Regions from separate parts of the Homo sapiens genome. Here region 2 is linked to region 1. The links are chromatin loops, found by intact Hi-C in ENCODE. Cell type or tissue: Caco-2. All regions are shown on one strand. Links, peaks and the distances in the headings refer to the core of each region. The heading gives the core; the rest is flanking DNA. Region 1 has its middle 43 kb from the start of LINC01891. Region 2 has its middle 7.8 kb from the start of LINC01891.

What was found. Hi-C counts contacts between places; a loop is a spot of excess contacts. Peaks named below come from ENCODE experiments on the same cell type or tissue, not always from the same donor. Only the 100,000 strongest peaks of a DNase experiment are listed, where the experiment ranks them.
Region 2: it touches region 1 in a loop (9-fold over the local background); 11 of 110 quality-filtered maps call a loop at or near these places.

The regions. Positions count from the first base shown.
Region 1 is chr2:234,406,558-234,415,756 of GRCh38, reverse strand. No RefSeq gene overlaps it. Among named protein-coding and RNA genes, the nearest start is that of LINC01891, 43 kb to the left of the region's middle. In Caco-2, for the core only: no CTCF peak of the experiment used is centred there; a DNase peak (open chromatin) is centred at 5,106.
Region 2 is chr2:234,457,766-234,466,964 of GRCh38, reverse strand. No RefSeq gene overlaps it. Among named protein-coding and RNA genes, the nearest start is that of LINC01891, 7.8 kb to the right of the region's middle. In Caco-2, for the core only: no CTCF peak of the experiment used is centred there; DNase peaks (open chromatin) are centred at 2,834, 4,224, 4,794 and 7,297.

The sequences.
Region 1 (9,199 bases), core at 888-8,887:
GCCCTCTCTAGCTCAACATGGCCAAAACAATTCCGATCCCACAAACCTGCTCCTTCTGCAGATTCTATCACCTTTCTTTTCTCACTCCCTGTGTCTGGTTCTTCAACAAGTCTTATTATCTTTGCCTCCAAAACATGCTCCCAATTCATCTACTTCTATCTCCACCCCTACCATCCTGGTGTAAGGCACAATCTTTCACACCTCAACTACTGAAGTGGCTTCCTACCCGGCCTTCTGGATTCTGCTACTGTCTCCCAGAGCCCACTAAAGTGTGGTCTCCACGTTTTCATGATTTTTTACAACATTGGAATGAGATCATGGCAGTCTCTGCATAAACCTTACTGATGGACCTACAAAACACAAACACAATCTAAAGTCCCATCCTGGCTCACCAAGGTAAGCCTGACTTCAGCTTCCATCACTGAACACATTCTGTTCTCCTCTCCAGCCATGCTCTGTGTTGTCTCTGGCCCTCCACACTTTCCATGGTTCTTCTTTGATGGCAGGATATTTCCTTGCCTGTTACCTTTGTGTCAGCTCTTCCCTCTGCCTGGAATGCTCTTCCTTGCATTTCTACCTGGCTGGCACTTGTTCTTTGGAATTCTGCCAGTTGCCATCTCTTAGAGTGTCACCTTCACCACCCAGCTAGGATAGCACTCTATTACATCACCTCATTGCAGTTCTCTTTATAGCTCCTGTCACCAATGGATGTTTTTATTGTTAGGTTGGTTGCTTGTTTATTGGTTGTCTTATGGCAAACAATGCTGGTTCAAATGGAGCAAGGGTCTTTCTCTCGAAAACCCAATGTCATTGCTCAAAAGTAATGGTGAAATAAAGAAATGACGTGGTATCTGTGGATGCTATTTCCCTGCTTACAGAAATGTTCATAACTTGTATTGCATGCATCAGCCCTTGCCTTCTTCCTCATCAAAAGATGTATCCATGGGTGAGATTACAGAAGCATGGTATCTTTCACTTCCTGTGGGCATTAGCATAGATAAGATGGGTGAGGGTGCGGTCAGCTTCAGCACGGCATGCTAGCTGTAGCTCCAAATGCCAGGCGGAGCTCTTATCAGAAGCGTAAGCATAAATCTATGCTGGCTTAGAAAACATCTTAATTATAACACTCCTCATTTATAATGTCAGAGCTCATGTTACTGGGTGTTTCACATGCACCACCATTTTGTCTGTTCCTCTACATTTTAAGAGGCCTTTTGCCACGGTCACCATACATGCTGGATTTTCTTAGCCATTACACTCTATAGTACAATGGAAAGTCATACATTCCTTTAAATTCTATCAGAGGGAACAAAACCTTTCAAAGCCATTCTTAAGCCCATACATTTCTATTTATGCTGTAAAATAATAAATTGAACTGTTTTACAGAATATAAGAAATTAGGTGACAACTTCACCCCATTATTGTTATTGGGATTATAGCCTGCTTTTTTTTTTTTGAGATAGAGTCTCACTCTGTCACCCAGGCTGGAGTGCGGTGGCACGATCTCAGCTCACTGCAACCTCTGCCTCCTAGGTTCAAGCAATTCTCATGCCTCAGCCTCCCAAGTAGCTGGGACTACAGGCACGAGCTACCATGCCAGGCTAATTTTTGTAATTTTAGTAGAGATGGGGTTTCACCATGTTGGCCAGGCTGGTTTCAAACTCCTGACCTCAGATGATCTGCTCCACTCGGCCTCCCAAATTGCTGGGATTGTAGACGTGAGCCACTGAGCCCGGCCTATAGCCTGTTTTTAAAAATTGTTTTTATGGCTGGGTGCAGTGTCCCACGCCTGTAATCCCAGCACTTTGGGAGGCTGAGGCAGGCGGATCACGAGGTCAGGAGTTCAAGACCATCCTGGCTAACACAGTGAAACCCTGTCTCTACTAAAAATACAAAATTAGCCGGGTGTGGTGGCATATGCCTGTAGTCCCAGCTACTTAGAAGGCTGAGGTAAGAGAATTGCCTGAACCCAGGAGGCAGAGGTTGCAGTGAGCTGAGATCGCGCAATTGCACTCCAGCCTGAGCGACAGAGCGAGACTCCGCCTAAAAAAAAAAAAATTGTTTTTATTTGTCGTTTGCTTGTTTCAAGTTTTGTTCTTTTTTTTAATAATACAGATAAGCTACGACAAAGACTGTTTCTAGTTTAGTACATTTTGTAATCAAAGTACAGTGATTACACTTGTTTACTTAATCTCAACGCACACTGTCAGTCTTTTAACAACAGCTCTACCAATCTCTCATTTTTATCTTTGTGTCATCTTTAATAGTTCATTCAGGAAGTTATCCATAGGTTTGTTACTTGAGACCTTGCACACCTGAGACTATTTCAACAAAGGACTACTTGGTAGGATGAACAATTTTCAATCCATTGCAAAATCAAATTGTATTTTGATTTCAAATGTGTCATTCTTGTAAAGCTAGAGCTTGGTGATTCTTTGATTGTGTTTCTTTTTTCTTTTATCCTGATCTTAAATTACATAATTCCAGGGATAACTGGACAGGGATAAAACACGCTGGCCATTTATGTCTATGTTAGCATGCTTGGCGTGCCGTCTAAATCATGTATCACATTAGCTGCACAATACCATTGGGATACCTGGGCAACCTTCCATTTGACTGGGCTCTAGTGGATGGCACTAATTAATCCATAGATGATGCTGACCACTTTCCATCTGCCTCCTTTACTGGCATTGTCTCTCTGAGCCAGAAGACTCTGCCAAAGGGTTAGGTTACATCCTTCTCTGTCTACTCTGACACATGGACTTTTGGCCCTGCAGATTTGGGTGTGTCTCCGGCAGCCTGAGGATAAGCTGGGATAGTACTCTATGGGTCAGTATTACACTCTGTGGCCCCATCGCATGTTTCTCTCTCCACACTGTGCATATCCGTGCATGATGCCAGAGAGATGGTGTAGGAGTCATCCTCAAACTTGGCACTGGATCTAAGTACACGACAGGAAGCTAGCAATTTAGACGGAGTTCACACCCAGCGACTGCTCTGGCTAATGTCTAGGATTTTGAGGTACGCCTCCCCTCCGGGACAAGATCCTCTCCCATCAGATGGTCATGAACTGGTTCCCTTCCTACCATTTCCTGGAATGTGCCCCACCTTAGAGAACAGAAGCTTTTAAAGTTATTATCATTTTTATATGGTACTATGTTCTCTCTGCCTTTCCTTCTTAATGTGAAAATATGAGACATCGAAGCTATCCAACCCCCAAAAAAGTGATGACAACAGGAAAATCTCCCACCAGATTTGTTTAGGGGACATCACAAAGAAAATGAATTTGAGAAGACTACAGTTTTCTCCTCCTACAGACACGGCCCATTCAGTCTGTCTTGAGAAACAACTGCATACTTTCTCAGCTTAACAGAGATTTCTTCTTGGCTTTATTTATGTCCATCTCTCCATGCAGAATCAAAATCAGTTCAGGATTTATCATCCAAGGGGTCCACTGCGGAATGGCTGATGGCCCACACCTCTGCCTCCAGAACTCCCTAATAGCAGCATCTGGGGACTTCCTACAGATGCAGCTCCTGGACCCTCCCCCAGAGACACAAATTCAGTGGGTTATGTCAGGTCCAGAAATCTGTCCTATTTGAAAGCTTCCAATCATCAGTCCCAGTGGAGGAACCTCAGAGAATCTCAGCATCTGAGGTCTGTAAGGGCCATAGAGAGTAGTTCATTTAAGGCTCTGAGGGAAAACAGAAGGCTGAGACCACACAGCTCGTCAATGGCTTTGCTAAGCCACATGCAAAGTAGTTCAGTTTTATGTCCTGATGACTTATTTAAGAAAGGGACGCTTCTGTTACAGCTTATGAAAATTTGCGTCAACACAGCTTGCGTTTTCTAATAACTGTGCTGCAAGAGAAAAACCCTTTCCCACCATGAAAATGAAGCTCAACAAATGATGGCTTCTTGGGGACTCCAAGGAGCCCAGGTTTCCCTGAAAAGTAGATGGGATATTTAAGTCAGTTACTTTGCTGCCCCAATATATTGCAACATAATTATTTGCATTGTGGTCCAGAATTTCAATTTAGAAGCCCAACTTAGGGGTGAGCAGTGGGCAGTGAAATCTGTTTGAAATACAACATGAAGTCTTAGAAAAAAATGACTTACTAAACGAGTTATCCTAGTTAGAGCTTCTACACACATTAGACACTTGTTGTATGGTTTTTGTTTGATTTTTTGAGATAGAGTCTTGCACTGATGCCCAGGCTGGAGTGCAGTGGTACGATCTCGGCCCACTGCAACCTCCACCTCCTGAGTTCAGGCAATTCTCTTGCCTCAGCCTCCCGAGTAGCTGGGACTACAGGTGCCCGCCATGACGCCCGGCTAATTTTTGTATTTTTAGTAGAGACGGGGTTTCACCATGTTGGTCAGGCTGGTCTTGAACTCCTGACCTTGTGATCCGCCCACTTCGGCCTCCCGAAGTGCTGGGATTACAGGCGTGAGCCACAGCACCCGGAGCACTTGTTTGCTTTTAGACTAGCTGGAAAGTCATTTAAATAAGAGGGGAAAGAGTGACCTCTTCTTTGTTTCTATTCTGCTGTGTGATTGAAACCCTACCTGTTTATTATAGTTGACATGTAATCTTTTTTTGAAATGCATTTTACTGTTTTGAGACAATAGTTTTAACCATGATTTGGGATGAGTGGATTTCTCACATTGCTTACATTAGATTCTTAATTCTTCTTGGAGTCAGTGTGAGCTACACACAAATATAAGAGTTGAGCCAGCTATGAGAAAGCTTATCATCAGTCTTCATTGGAAAGTAGAAGGTTACTAATATTTAGAACACATCTGAGAATGTGTGAGTTAAACCCTTACGTTTATCCATCAGCCAGAGTGATGAAAGCGACAGAGTCAATTTTTAAGATCGAGTTTTCCTGGGCGCTCTCGCCAGGCTAAGTCTCTGACAATAGTGATTATATCCTTTCTAGGACAGGGGCTTCAGAGAAAGAATGTGAGCTATGCAGAGAAGCGAATGAGGAATGTGTTCACCTCTTAGCCTCAACCCATGGGTCAGAAAAAGACATCCCTGGAACTGGAGCTTTGAAAGCAGAAGATAAACATGATGGATATCAGAGAACTTAAAAGAGAGCAAGGGCCAGGGTCCAGGAGACCAGGATTGTTAGGCTGAGCAGCTGGAGAGCCCTGCAGGGCTGGTGGACTCTGAGGGTGGTGGAGGGGACTCACATACTGAGCACCTTTCCTGTGCTTCTCACTCACTTGCTCAGGTTTTCACAACAGTGGAAAGAGATGCTTAGAAGGGGAATTACCTGCCCAAGGATGCAGAGTGGGTGGCTGAGCAGGAGCCCAGCCCTGGCAGGACGGACTTCCCACTCTACCAGGAAATACGCCAGAGGAGTCTGAACTCCGCCATCTTGAAATCTTAAAGCAACTGAAATCTAAAAGTGACTGAAATCTTAAAGCAACTGAAATCTAAAAGTGACTGAAATCTTGGAAGATCTGTTCGTGCTGAGTGTCTCCTGTGGGAACAAATCAAAGGCTGAGGCAGGGAGAAGCTCTCGCTGCAGCCCTGCGGATCACTTCTCCAGGCCTAGGGCTGAGGGATCTCTGGGGACTGCACTGAGCCCCGCCACCTCACACCACCATCCCGGGCTCTTCATGCTGTGGGTTCCGCTGTTTGCCCTAAAATTCCCTGCAGGTCCACTGAATTCTAGAGAACCGGACTCTGTGCTGGGGCCATTACAAGTTCTCCTGCCTCTGACATTTGAATGCTCTGCCCTGGACCCATGGACTCTGCCCCAAGCCCTCATGAGGAATTTGACCCCATCCTTTAGTGCCCAGCTCAAAAGCCAGCTCCGTTAGCAGACCCGGTGACTCTCGGGTACCCCGGCCATGTTGTTTGTGCCTCTTTCTACTCCCTGCCGTCTAAGTTTAATCCATCCAATTAATTTCACATATATTTATTTACTTAAAAATTATTACGTAATATTCACTACATCCTCCTCTAATGTGGATCAATTAGGTTTTTGATGGGGATCAATTATGTTTTTTGGGCATCACGAGGAAGTCATGGATTGAAATGTTTGCTGAGTTTTTAATCTATCGTGGTATTGTTTTTATTAAAGCACAGATGGTTGCATTGCAGGCAGGTAGGAGCCCCTACAAGTTGATGGCTGAGTCCTTAAGGCTCTACTGTGGTTTTTATTTTATCTTACTTTTTATTTTGTGTTATTTTATTTTATTTTGAGATGGAGTCTTGCTTTGTCACCCAGGCTGGAGTGTAGTGGTGCAATCTTGGCTCACTGCAACCTCTGCCTCCCAGGTTGAAGAGATTCTCCTACCTCAGCCTCCCAAGTAGCTGAGATTACAGGCGCCCACGACCACGCCTGGCTAATTTTTGTATTTTCGGTAGAGACGGGGTTTCACTATGTTGGCCAGGCTGGTCTCGAACTCCTAACCTCAAGTGATCTGCCTGTCTTGGCCTCCCAAAGTGCGGGGATTACAGGCATGAGCTACTGTGCCCAGTACTGTGGTCTTTACTAACCGCCTTGCCCTTTGGTACAAGATACCCAGGCTCATTCACCTGCCTGGATCAGCCACTTCTCCAGGCTGCTCTGTTTTCCTTTGTCACCAGAACTTTGAATTTGGCCAGTCTAGGAAGAGTAAAATGGCATCTCCCCTCAATTATAATTTGTATTTCTTGGACTTTTAATAATACTGTACATGGTTTCATATATTTATTTGGTAGGTATCTTTCCTGTTCTGTGATGACTGCCCAGGATTTTGTCTAATTTATATATATGAATGTATATATAGGTATGTGCATATATGCATGTACACAAATGTATATATTCATGTCAGTATGTACATCCATGTACATACATGTGTGTATGTATGTATGTGTATACACAGTCATGTGTTGCTTAATGTCCAAGATGCATTCTGAGAAATGCGTTGTTAGGCGACTTTGTCATTGTGTGAACATCATAGCATGTGCTCACACAAACCTAGATGGCCTAGCATACTCCACACCTAGGCTATATGGGATAGCCTATTATTCCTAGGCTTCAAACCTGCACAGAATGTGACTGTACTAGTGTACTGAATACTGTAAGCAATTATAATGCAATGGTTAGTATGTAGAAAAGGTACAGTAGAAATAGGGTATAAAAGATAAAAATGGTGGCTGGGTGCGGTGGCTCACACCAGTAATCCCAGCACTTTGGGAGGCTGAGGTGGGCAGATCACGAAGTCAAGAGATCGAGACCGTCCCGACCAACATGGTGAAACCCCATAAAAATACAAAAATTAGCTGGGCATGGTGGCGAGCCCCTGTAGTCCCAGCTACTCAGGAGGCTGAGGCAGGAGAATAGCTTGAACCTGGGAGGTGGAGCTTGCAGTAAGCTGAGATCATGCCACTGTACTCCAGCCTGTTGACAGAGCAAGACTCTGTCTCAAAAAAAAAAAAAAAAAAAAAAAAGATACGGTACTTACCATGAATGGAGCCTGAGCGACTGGAAGTTGCTCTGAGTGGGTGAATGAGTGACTGGTGGGTGAGTGTGAAGGCCTAGGACAGTACTGTACTGTGAAGAGTTTATAAACATTGGACACTGAGACTGAGACTATACTACATTTATAAAAACATTTTCCTGGCTGGGTGCAGTGGCTCACACCTGTAATCCCAGCACTTTGGAAGACCGAGGCGGGCAGATCACTTGAGGCCAGGAGTTCGAGACCAGCCTAGCCAACATGGTGAATCCCCATCTCTACTAAAAATAGAAAAAATTAAAAAAAAAAATTAGCTGAGTGTGGTGGCGCATGCCTGTAATCCCAGCTACTCGGGTGGCTGAGGCATGAGAATTGCTTGAACCCGAGAGGCAGAGGTTGTAGTGAGCAGAGATTGCACCACTGCACTCCAGCCTGGGCAACAGAATGAGACTCTGTCTCGAAAAAACAAAAACAAACAAACAAAAACACCTTTTTTCAATAATAAATTTATCTTACTTTAACTTTTTTACTTTATAAACATTTTAATTTTTAAAAAGTTGACTCTTGTAATAATACTTAACTTAGAACACAAACACATTGTACAGCTGTACCAAATATTTTTGTCTTTATATTCTCATTCTATATGCTTTTTTCTATTTTAAAATTTTCAATTTTTTTAACTTTTTAAACTTTTTTATTAAAAACTAAGACATAAACACACACATTAGCCTAGGCCTACACAGGGTCAGAATCATCTATATCACTGTCTTCCACCTCCACATAACTGTCCCACTGGAAGGTTTTCAGGGGCAATTACATGCATAGAGCTGTCATCTCCTATGATGACAGTGCCTTCTTCTGGAATACCTCCTGAGGGAGCTGCCTGAGGCTGTTTTACAATTAACTTTAAATATATATATATATATATATATATATATATATATATATATATATATGTATATATATATATATGTATATATATATATATATGTATATATACACATATGTGTGTGTGTGTGTGTGTGTAGAAGGAGTGCATTCTGAAATAATGATTAAAAGCAGGGTGTTATAAATATATAAGCCAGTACCATGTACTGTACGTAATTGTATGTGCTACTCTTTTATACAACAGGCAGCATGGTAGGTTGCTTACACCAGCACCACCACGATGTCTTATGCCACGTGAAGATGGCTATGGCGTCACTGCTAGGTGATAGGAATTTTCCAGCTCCATTATAATCCTATGGGATTATCATCATATATGTGGTTCATCCTTGACCCTGACTGTATATTGCTAATCGATTTATAGGCATTCATTATTTATTCTGCACAATAATCATTTATCAGTTTTATGTTTTACAAATATCTTCCCTGTCTTACATGTCATCTTATCACTTTATGATGTCTCTTTTAGGACAAAACTTTTAAATTTTATATCCACAGATTAAAAACATTATTGTCAAATAAAGCACATTTAGAGGAAAAAAAAAACCCCATGAAACCAAATGTACAGCTTAGTGAACTATCGCAGAGCGAATACTTGCAACCTCTCTTCATGTCAGGAGAAAAGTCACAGCCAGCAGCCAGCATCAGTCACTGCTTCCCCTCCCTTCTAGATCCCACGTTCAAGGCAACAGCATCCTCACCTTTCTTTGTGGTTATTTCTGTGAACTTGTATCTCTAAACATTATTAGTCTAGTTCTTCCTATTTGAGGGGCCATTTATATAAATGAAGATA
Region 2 (9,199 bases), core at 443-8,442, 52 kb before region 1:
TGATGGGGCATTATAATGAGTAAACAGCTCTCCTTACCATCCGGCCAGAACATTCTTGAGAATCCACCAGGATGTAAGGGAAAGCTGTGGTTTGGTCTGAGTTCCCAGGCCCTGTGGAAAGGCACTGTGACCCTACAATAGTAGGCTGCTCAGTTAAAGGTTATGGACTTGATTGAAGTTGAATTGAACTGGGACAAAGACAATGGACCTGCCTGACCAAACACAACACACAGGCGCCCCGGCTGTAGCACAGGGTCAGAAATAAGATGGCACGAAGACAGTCCGTGCCCGTGGGGCCACCCTCCCCCATCAGCGGAGCCTCTCCAACCCATGGTGAAGTTATGAATGTCCACACGTGAGTTGCTGCCCACCAAAGGGTGAGCTAAACGTTGAATGGAGACTCTGCTGTCTGCTTTCTTGTATCTTTTAAAAAGAAAAGATTGATTGGCTGATTGATTTCAGATCATTCCAGGGCTTTGAGCTAGGCAAGAAATGATTAGAATAGCTGGCAAAATAATCTAAGGTTAATTACAAAATGAAGCAAAGCATCCCTTCCTTCTGTCTTGCATTATAGGCAGGTGTTTAGATGTTATGTTACCCACTACAGTTTGGAGCTGGAAGGAACCTTCCAGAACGTAAGTCCAACTTCAGTGACTTCTCATGGTTCCTTGGATAAGACTGAACTTGACCTGAGATGCCAGGCCCTTGACTGCTCCTCGACCCACCCTGTGCCCGCCCCTCCCTGCCCTTCTTGCTCAAGCCACACCACCCCTTCCTTGGTGCAGTTTATTGAATTCACCTGGCTCCTTCCAGCCCCAGGTCCTCTGCACGTGTTGCTGCTGCCCAAAGAGCTCTCCTTCCTCTTTTGTCCTCAGGGATCCCTCTCTCAGGCTCTCAAGCAGCCTCAACTTGCTAACAGAAGCCCCCCAACCCTCCCCACCATTCCCACCCTGGCATGTCCCCCGACATCGTGTACCCCTCTCTCTCAGCGCCTTCCCAGCTTCCTCTTATTGTTACTTGTAGGATTGTTTGGCTGCCATCTGTCTCTCAGAGCAGGCTTGGAAGGGCCACGTGAGCGAGGATGGTGTCTGCTGTGTCACTCAGTGTCCTAGCTTCTCACACTGTGCCTGACTCCCCAGGGATGGGAGGCATGAATGAATGAGTTTTGTCAGGTCACAAGTGAGGAAACAGAGCAGGAGAGGACGAGGTCACTCATCGTGGGCCACACAGCCAGGGAGTCGATAGAATAATAACCATGGCATGCCTTGGGTGCCGAGTGTGTGCCAGGTACTGTGCTAATTAATGAGCTTGTATTGTCCCAGTTGATCCTCACAATGACCTCAGTGTAGGTACATAGTATCATTATCCTCCTATGTTTACAGCTGAGGAAACCGAGGCTCAGAGAATGTGGCAGTTGCTAGCCGTGCCCCATCCACATCTACTTGGCTTGCCCAGAGCCGCCTGCTGACTGGGGACAGTTTCCTGTGTCACTTTTTGCCTCAGGATGTCCTCCGGCCCTGGGAGCAGACTCAACCCACACCAGGGCAGGACAGGGTTCCAGGAGCAGCTCTCAGTCATTGAGCGGGACTGGGGGGCGGGGGGTTGAGGAATACAGGGCATTTGTGCCCTGCAGCAGGACAATTCTAAGGGTCCCTAGAAGGCCTGAGCCCCACTGCCCACAGTGGCCACCTACTCATAGCTTATTCCTTTTTAGCTTCCTGCCCTGACGAATGTCCCCACACCCTCACAGTGCTTCCTGGAATTACTTCCAAAATAAATGCCTTGTGCCCCAAACCCTGGGAATCCAAACTAACACAGTGACTTTCCCAAGGGCACACACCAGCAAGTGCCGAGGCCAGGTCCAGATGCAAACACCTTCTTCACCTTCCAGGCAAACTGGCACCTGCAACCTGGCTCCAGCACTGCTGGGCAGTGAGTGAGATACATCCCTGGATAAGTAGGTCACCACTGGTCTGCAGAAAAATAGCCCCCTAGAGGGGTTCCTGTCACAGGCCCTAAAATCTCTGTGTGTGTTACATTACATGGAAAGGGAAATTGATGCTGTGGATAAAATTAAAGCTACTAATTGACTTTAAAACAGAGAGATTATTCTGAATTGTCCAAATGGGCCCAATGTTTAAGGATCCTACAAGGATTAGAGGGCAGCAGAACTGGAGAGGGAGAGAGGGCTCTGGAAGGAAGGCAGGGGAAGGCACCATCGCTGGCTTTGAAGGTGGAAGAGGGGCCCCGAGTCAAAATAGATGGGTGGTTCCTAGAAGCTGGAAAAGATAAGGAAACAGCTTCTCCCCTGCATTCTTCAGAAAGAACACAGGCCTGCTGACACCTCAATTCTAGCTCAGCGACACCTGCGTTGGACTTTTAATAGATTCGGGTTGTTTAAGCCACTGATGTGATGGTTTGTTACAGCAGCCAAAGAAAACTCATGCAGCCACTTCAAGAAGTTAGCACCTCATCTCCGACTGTGTTTCAGGGACGTGGCTGATTCACTTTTATGATTGTGACTTATATGTCAATTATACCGCAGAAGATCTTGGAGCTGTTTGTGCAGACTGGGTGGATTAATTTTGTTCTGAAAACGTACACCTTGCGCTTTTAAGCATTTTCAAGCCAGGCTCTTAGAATGCTTTGCAGACACCAGCAGAAGAGAGCTGCGCGTGATGACCTGAGGGCTGCATTTGCCTGGGTCTGGTTTGATGAGCCTGGTGTATCGCTTCCATCCGTTCTGCTCATAGAAACCACAGAGATATCACTGCTGTGATATCATCAGTTCTCAACTGCACGGTGGAAATGCACGTGAATAATAAGCCTCCCGTGCCGCAGAACGGCTCCCACCTGCGCCTTTGGCAAACATTCGGAGCACAGTAAACAATGACGAGAAGGGGAAAGAGAAAGCAAGTGATTACTCATCAAGGAGCAGATTTTTAATAATACTTTAGGAGAATTTTTCCTAGAAGACAGTGGCTAATGTGAACACGTATTTGCCTAGACCATTTGGGGACCTGATAAGTGATACTTTTGAGTAGTAAACTTAAAAAATTCAACCGAAATGGAGAATGCCTTACCCAACACAAGGAAGCCTAAGGGAGTTAGAAATGAGTGCAGACAGGTTGAGCCCAAGCATATCTTCTCAGGGAAACACCGAGGTGGCATAAGTAGGCCCGTGGTTCCAAGAGGCTGAGAAAAGCCAGTGTCATAATGAATTGATGTCCCTCCCTCAGCTCCTTCCAGGAGCAAGGGGAAGTCAGACATTGTCAGAGGGAAGCCTCGTATGTGATGGGGTCAGGGAGAGTCTGAAGAAAGGACTGCCCGGACTATCTCATTGGAAAGCAATTCCTTAGGAACAGATTTCACTCAATGAAATACAATTTTAGGCCAGGCGCGGTGGCTCAGGCCTGTAATCCCAGCAGTTTGGGAGACCAAAGCGGGCGGACCACGAGGTCAGGAGTTCGAGAAACTCCTCGAGCGGTGGGGAAGTTGAGGAATACAGGGAATCTGTGCCCTGCAGCAGGACAATTCTGAGGGTCCCTATCAGGCCTGAAACCCCGTCACTACTAAAAATACAAAAATTAGCTGGGCTTGGTGGTACACACCGGTAGTCCCAGCTACTCGGGAGGCTGAGGCAGGAGAATCACTTGAACCCAGGAGGCAGAGGTTGCAGTGAGCCGAGATCATGCCACTGCACTCCAGCCCAGGCAACAGAGCGAGATTCAGTCTCAAAAAAAAAAAAAAAAAGAAAAAAGAAAAGAAACACAATTTTAAAGATCTGCCACCATGTTCCAAGCACTGTACTTGGTATTTGGAGTAGAAGGATGTACCAGGAACAGGCTCCAATGCCCTGAGAGCCTGGAGGCTGCTGTGGGCAGAAAAACAAATCAATTCCAAAACCTTGTAATGTGTGCAGCCTCTGAAAATGGACAGAGGTATGAAAGGAGCTCAGAGTATGGCATTGTTCGATTTGGGCACCCTGTAAAGCCCTCAGGAGGAGGTGTCATTGGAACTGCTGGCCAGAGGAAACACCAGCCCACGGCCACATCTGGCTGGCATCACCATCTCTCCTCTTCCCATGCATCCGTTCCTTTGATGGTGTTATTCACTGTGTGTCTTTCTGCTAGCCTGTGTCTCTTTTTCACCTTGAGCAATGCAGCTGCCTTTCATCTTCTCCAGGTCATTGGGCTAGAGTTCAGGGTTATCAGATGACCTGTAAATAAAAGTTTACTGCCCCACCTTGAGCAACCAGAGTGATGTCTGCAGAGCATTCTTAAGTTGGAAGATTGCGTAGGCCCAGGGAATGCTCTCCAGGGCACACCAGAAGGACCAGTTGGAAATGGCAACTATTGAACCCTGGGCAGTGGGGTAGGGGGGCAGTAGTGGAAGCCTGGAAGGCTGTCCAGGGGAAAGCTGCTGACTGAAGTGGGAGAAACATGCTCCTATGATCTGTGGAAAGAGTTCACTCATAAGGACGGATGCAGCCACAGGGGCTGTAGCCAAGTCTTGCTGTGAGGCCACACCCATCTGGCTAAGATTTCACCTACTGTGGCCCTAAGAGGATCACAGCCCAAAGTGGTAAGGTTGAGTGAAAGTGTGAATGTTGCAATCATCAGAACTTTGGAGATGAGGTGGGGACGTGGGTTTGTCGGCCAACGGCATATCCATGAAGATGACTGGTTGAGTTTGGGGGCCGACTTGCTCCAGAGTGTGCAATGTGCTGCCTGGAGAAGCCGGCTGGTAGCCAGGCTGGGCCCTACCTGGGGAAGCAATTGGGGTCAAGAATGTGACCCTCTTCCCTGAAGGCTCAGGAACTCTGTCGTTTTAGGGACAAGAACTGATCAAGACTATAATGCCGATGAGCTGGTTTGTAGGAAGAGCCATACCAGTCAAGCAGATTGGAAACTTGCATGAGCCTGACCAATGAATGTCCTCCTGTGTTGTTTCGGGGGTGAACAATTCAACTGGTGCTCTCCCAGACGCAGTCCTGGGCTGTGCTCAGCCCTTTAGAAGTTATAGCCACTTCTTACTGGTTCATCCATCGTGGTGGTTATGTTTCTGCTCTCCATCAGGTTGATTTTAAGGGTTAACTCTACAACAGGGAAATTAGATTTTTAAGTTCTAGAGAAATCCTACTGTAAAGAAACTCAACCTTTGGTTATTAACTCCTACACATACACTCATATATGAATTTGTGAGTCCTGTATTTCTCCTATTTCTGCTATTACAAGTTTAAAATCAAGACTAAGTTTATACCCCATAATAAGCTGGTTTAAATTTATTTATTTTAAATAAACAAAAAGCTTAAGTCTTACATTGTCTAAGAGATATAGAATTTCCTTAAAAATCGAATAGGAATTTGGTGTTTATAAACAAGTTGCAAATTTGATTAGAAACAAAGAAAAACAAAACTCGGGTATGTGTTTTATATGGTGAGTCCAGAAAAATTTGCAAGCAGCAAGTTGATAATACCAAAAGCTTATATTTGTGTGTTAACAATGAGTCAGGCATTGTTTGATGCATTTTGCATATATGACCTCATTTATAATCTTCAGAGGAACTTAGCCCCCTTATAAGAATGAACTTTTTTGAAGTCGAAATTTCTAAGTATTTTTTTCTTCGTATTTTATAACTGAAGAGTTTCTGGACCATTCGTTTCTTATATATGAGTTTTGGTGGTAGTTCCAGCCAATTTTGCCCATTAAAAATTTTTGAATCAAGATGATAGGACGTGAACTTTGGGAACACCAACCCTAACTGAACGTCTGGATTCCTTGAGGTTCCCCTGCCCGCTTCAGCTCCTTCTAGGAGGCCCGTTCAGTCGCAGAAAGGGCTCCACCGCACAGGCAGGCACTGGCCAACTATGCTCACCAACGCAATTCAGAAGGCAGGTTTGACTTATTTATGATGGGACCTGGGATGTTGAGGCGGAGGTACCGGCTGCTTCGGGCTGTGTGCGGACACAAGCTGCCAAACAAGTCCATCTTATAAACTCTCAGGGGAATTTAGCCAATTAATGGGAAGAAGAGAGCCTAAGAAAATGTAGGGTGTACTGAGGCTGGCACTTGTGGATAAACAAGCAAATCAAGTTTCCAGCGTCTTTGATGATCTTTTATACAGCCTGGAACACGTAGACTTGGGAGGAGGAACTCTAAGATGTGTGAGGGAGAAGATCCCCACAGTCCCCACCCTGGCCCTCCTCAGTGACAGGAGGGGTCTGGTAGAAGTGGTGTGCACGTGCAGGGAATTGAACCCTTCTCACACTTACCTCCTCCTCTCTTTCCCATGGATTTAGCATGCTCTGCAGATAGATTATTAAATGATGAATGAATGATCCAAGAATTAGTAAACCACAGTCTTGTACTGCAAATTCCTGGGAATCTGAGATACAAAGAGATGAAAATGACATACGATTTAAAACTGGGTCTAAGGTAGCCTGATATAGCCAGGATGGTATTTCACTGCCAGTAAAACTGAAACTGAAAAATATAGATTACTCTTCAGCTCCTAGCAATAAACACTAGATTGTATTATAGATAAATATGTTAATGAAACTTTTCTTGTTTTCTTCTTCTTCTCCTTTTTATTTTTTTATTTATTTTATTTAATTCTTTTTTTAGACAGGGTCGCACTCTGCTGCCCAGGCTGGAGTGGACTGCAGTGGCACAACTGTTGCTCACTGCAGCCTGTAACTCCTGGGCTCAAGCAATCCTCCCACCACAGCCTCCCAAGTAGCTGGGACCAGAGGTGTGCACCACCATGCCCAGCTAATTTTTAAATTTTTAGTAAAAATGGGGTCTGACTATGTTGCCTAGGCTGATCTTGAACTCCTGGGTTCAAGCAATCCTCCTGCCTCAGCCTCCCAAGTTGCTGGGATTGCAGGAGTGAGCCACCACACCTGGCCTGTATGGAACTTTACTATGTGCCTTGTTTTAGTCTATTTTTGTATTGCTATAGAGGAATACCTGAGGCTGGGTAATTATAAAGAATGGAGGTTTATCTGGCTCATGGTTCTGCAGGCTCTACAGGAAATGTGGTACCAGCATCTTCTTCTGTTGAGGGCTTCTGTTGAGGGCTTCAGGCTGCTTCCTACCACGGCAGAAGCCGAAGGGGAGTTGGTGTGCAGAGGTCACACAGGGAGAGTGAAAGCAAGAGAGAGGAAGGGAAGGTGCCAGGCTGTTTTTAACAACCAGCTCTTGGGAGAACTCTTGTGAGAACTGATAGAGCAGGGCCTCCCTCATTACCTACAAGAGGGCACCAAGCCATTGTGAGGGACCCGCCTTAAGACCCGAGCACCACCCGTTAGGCCCCACCTTCCTCCCGTGAGGTGCCTTCAGGGATCAGATTTCAGCATGACACTTGGTGGGGCCAAACAAATTATATCCAAACTATAGTCTACTTTTCCATATTTGTTCTTTTATGAGTGTCACAAATATCCAGCAAAGAGGTTAAGGCAAGAATTACCCTCTGTTTTACAAATGAGAAACTAAGATGCTTGTCCAGGTTCACAAAGCTAGAGAGTATTGCAGCCAATTCTTGACTTTATCCACAATTCATTCTCCTCTACTCCAAGCTTCAAATTGGCCATAGCAAGTTTCATTACGTGGTCAGTTCTGATTGTTATCAGCATGCTCTTTCCTCAAAAGAATACAATTTATGAGCAGATTGTATTTTAGAAGTTTCTCTGAGTGGTGTAAAGGAGAAATTGACAAGCTCTAGAATGTATGGAATATGAGATATGTCTTTTAATTTTTAACAGCTTATTTGCCCTTTTCACTACACTTTTTCTGTGCTTCTATTTTTCTCCCTTTTTTGCCTTATCTTGAATTGCTGGTTTTCCTTATCTCTTTTTTCCTCCTCTCCACTGGTTTGGAAGTAATATTTTTATTCCTTCACTGGTTATTCTTAAAGCTTATATATACCTCTTGACTTAACAAATTTTAAAATAAATTGATATCTCTACCTTCATCAATAATACAAGGAATTTAGAACACACTGACTCTAGTCACTTGCAGTATCTCTCATGTTATATGATCCAGTGTTAGTCATTGCTATTGTTATTGTTTACGAGTATTTGTATCAGTTAGTTATTGCTGCATAATGATTACCCCAAAACTTAGCAGCTTATAACAACAAACAAGTCAGTTTATTTGTCATGTCATTTATTATGTCAGTTTCTGTGGATCAGAAACTTGGGAGCTGCTTATCTGGGTGTTTCTGGCTTAGAGCCTCACATGAGACTGTGGTCAAGCTGTTGGCCAGGGTTGCAGCCATCTCAAGGCTCAAGTGGAGCTGAGGAACCTGATTCCAAGCTCGTTCATGTGGTTTGGCAAAATCCAGTTCCTCGTGAGCAGTTGGACTGAGGGCACAGCTCCTGCTCATGTCATGTAGGCCTCACCACAGGGCTGATCACAACATGGCAGCTAACTTTCCCCAGCATGAGTGATTTGAGTGTTGGGGACCGGCGGGGGGAAGGAGAGAGAGGGGAGAGGGAGAAGAAAGAGAGCAAGCAGCCAAGATGGAAGCCATAGCCTTTTTATAACCTAACCTTAGAAGTGACCTCCCATTACTTCTGCTGCATTATATATGTTAGAAGCAAGTCCACACTCAAGGAGAGATTGTACACAGGCATGAATATCAAGGGGCTGACCGCACTGGGGAGCCTGCTATAAGACCACCTGCAACGATATTTAAACTTGACCACATGCTCAGCAATTTCTCTCCTTGCATTACTTCCTAGTATATGAATCAATAATCCTTCCAATCAAGGTCTGTGAATGGAAAATATTCTGCCTTTGTCATAATATTTTTTTTTTTTTGAGACAGAGTCTCTCTCTGTCACCCAGGCTAGAGTGCAGTGGCGCGATCTCGGCTCACTGCAACCTCTGCCTCCCAAGTTCAAGCGATTCTCCTGCCTCAGCCTCCCAAGTAGCTGGGACTACTGGTGTGCACCACCACGCCCGACTAATTTTTGTATTTTAGGTAGAGATGGGGTTTCACCATGGTGGCCAGGCTAGTCTTGAACTCTTGACCTCAAGCGATCCCCCTGCCTTGGCCTCCCAAAGTGCTGGGATTACAGGCATGAGCCACTGTGTCCAGCCATGTAATAAAACATTTTAGTTTGTCCTTACTCTTGAATGATAATGTATCTGAATGCATTTGACAGCTCTTCCTTGGCCCTTCGAGTTTCTAA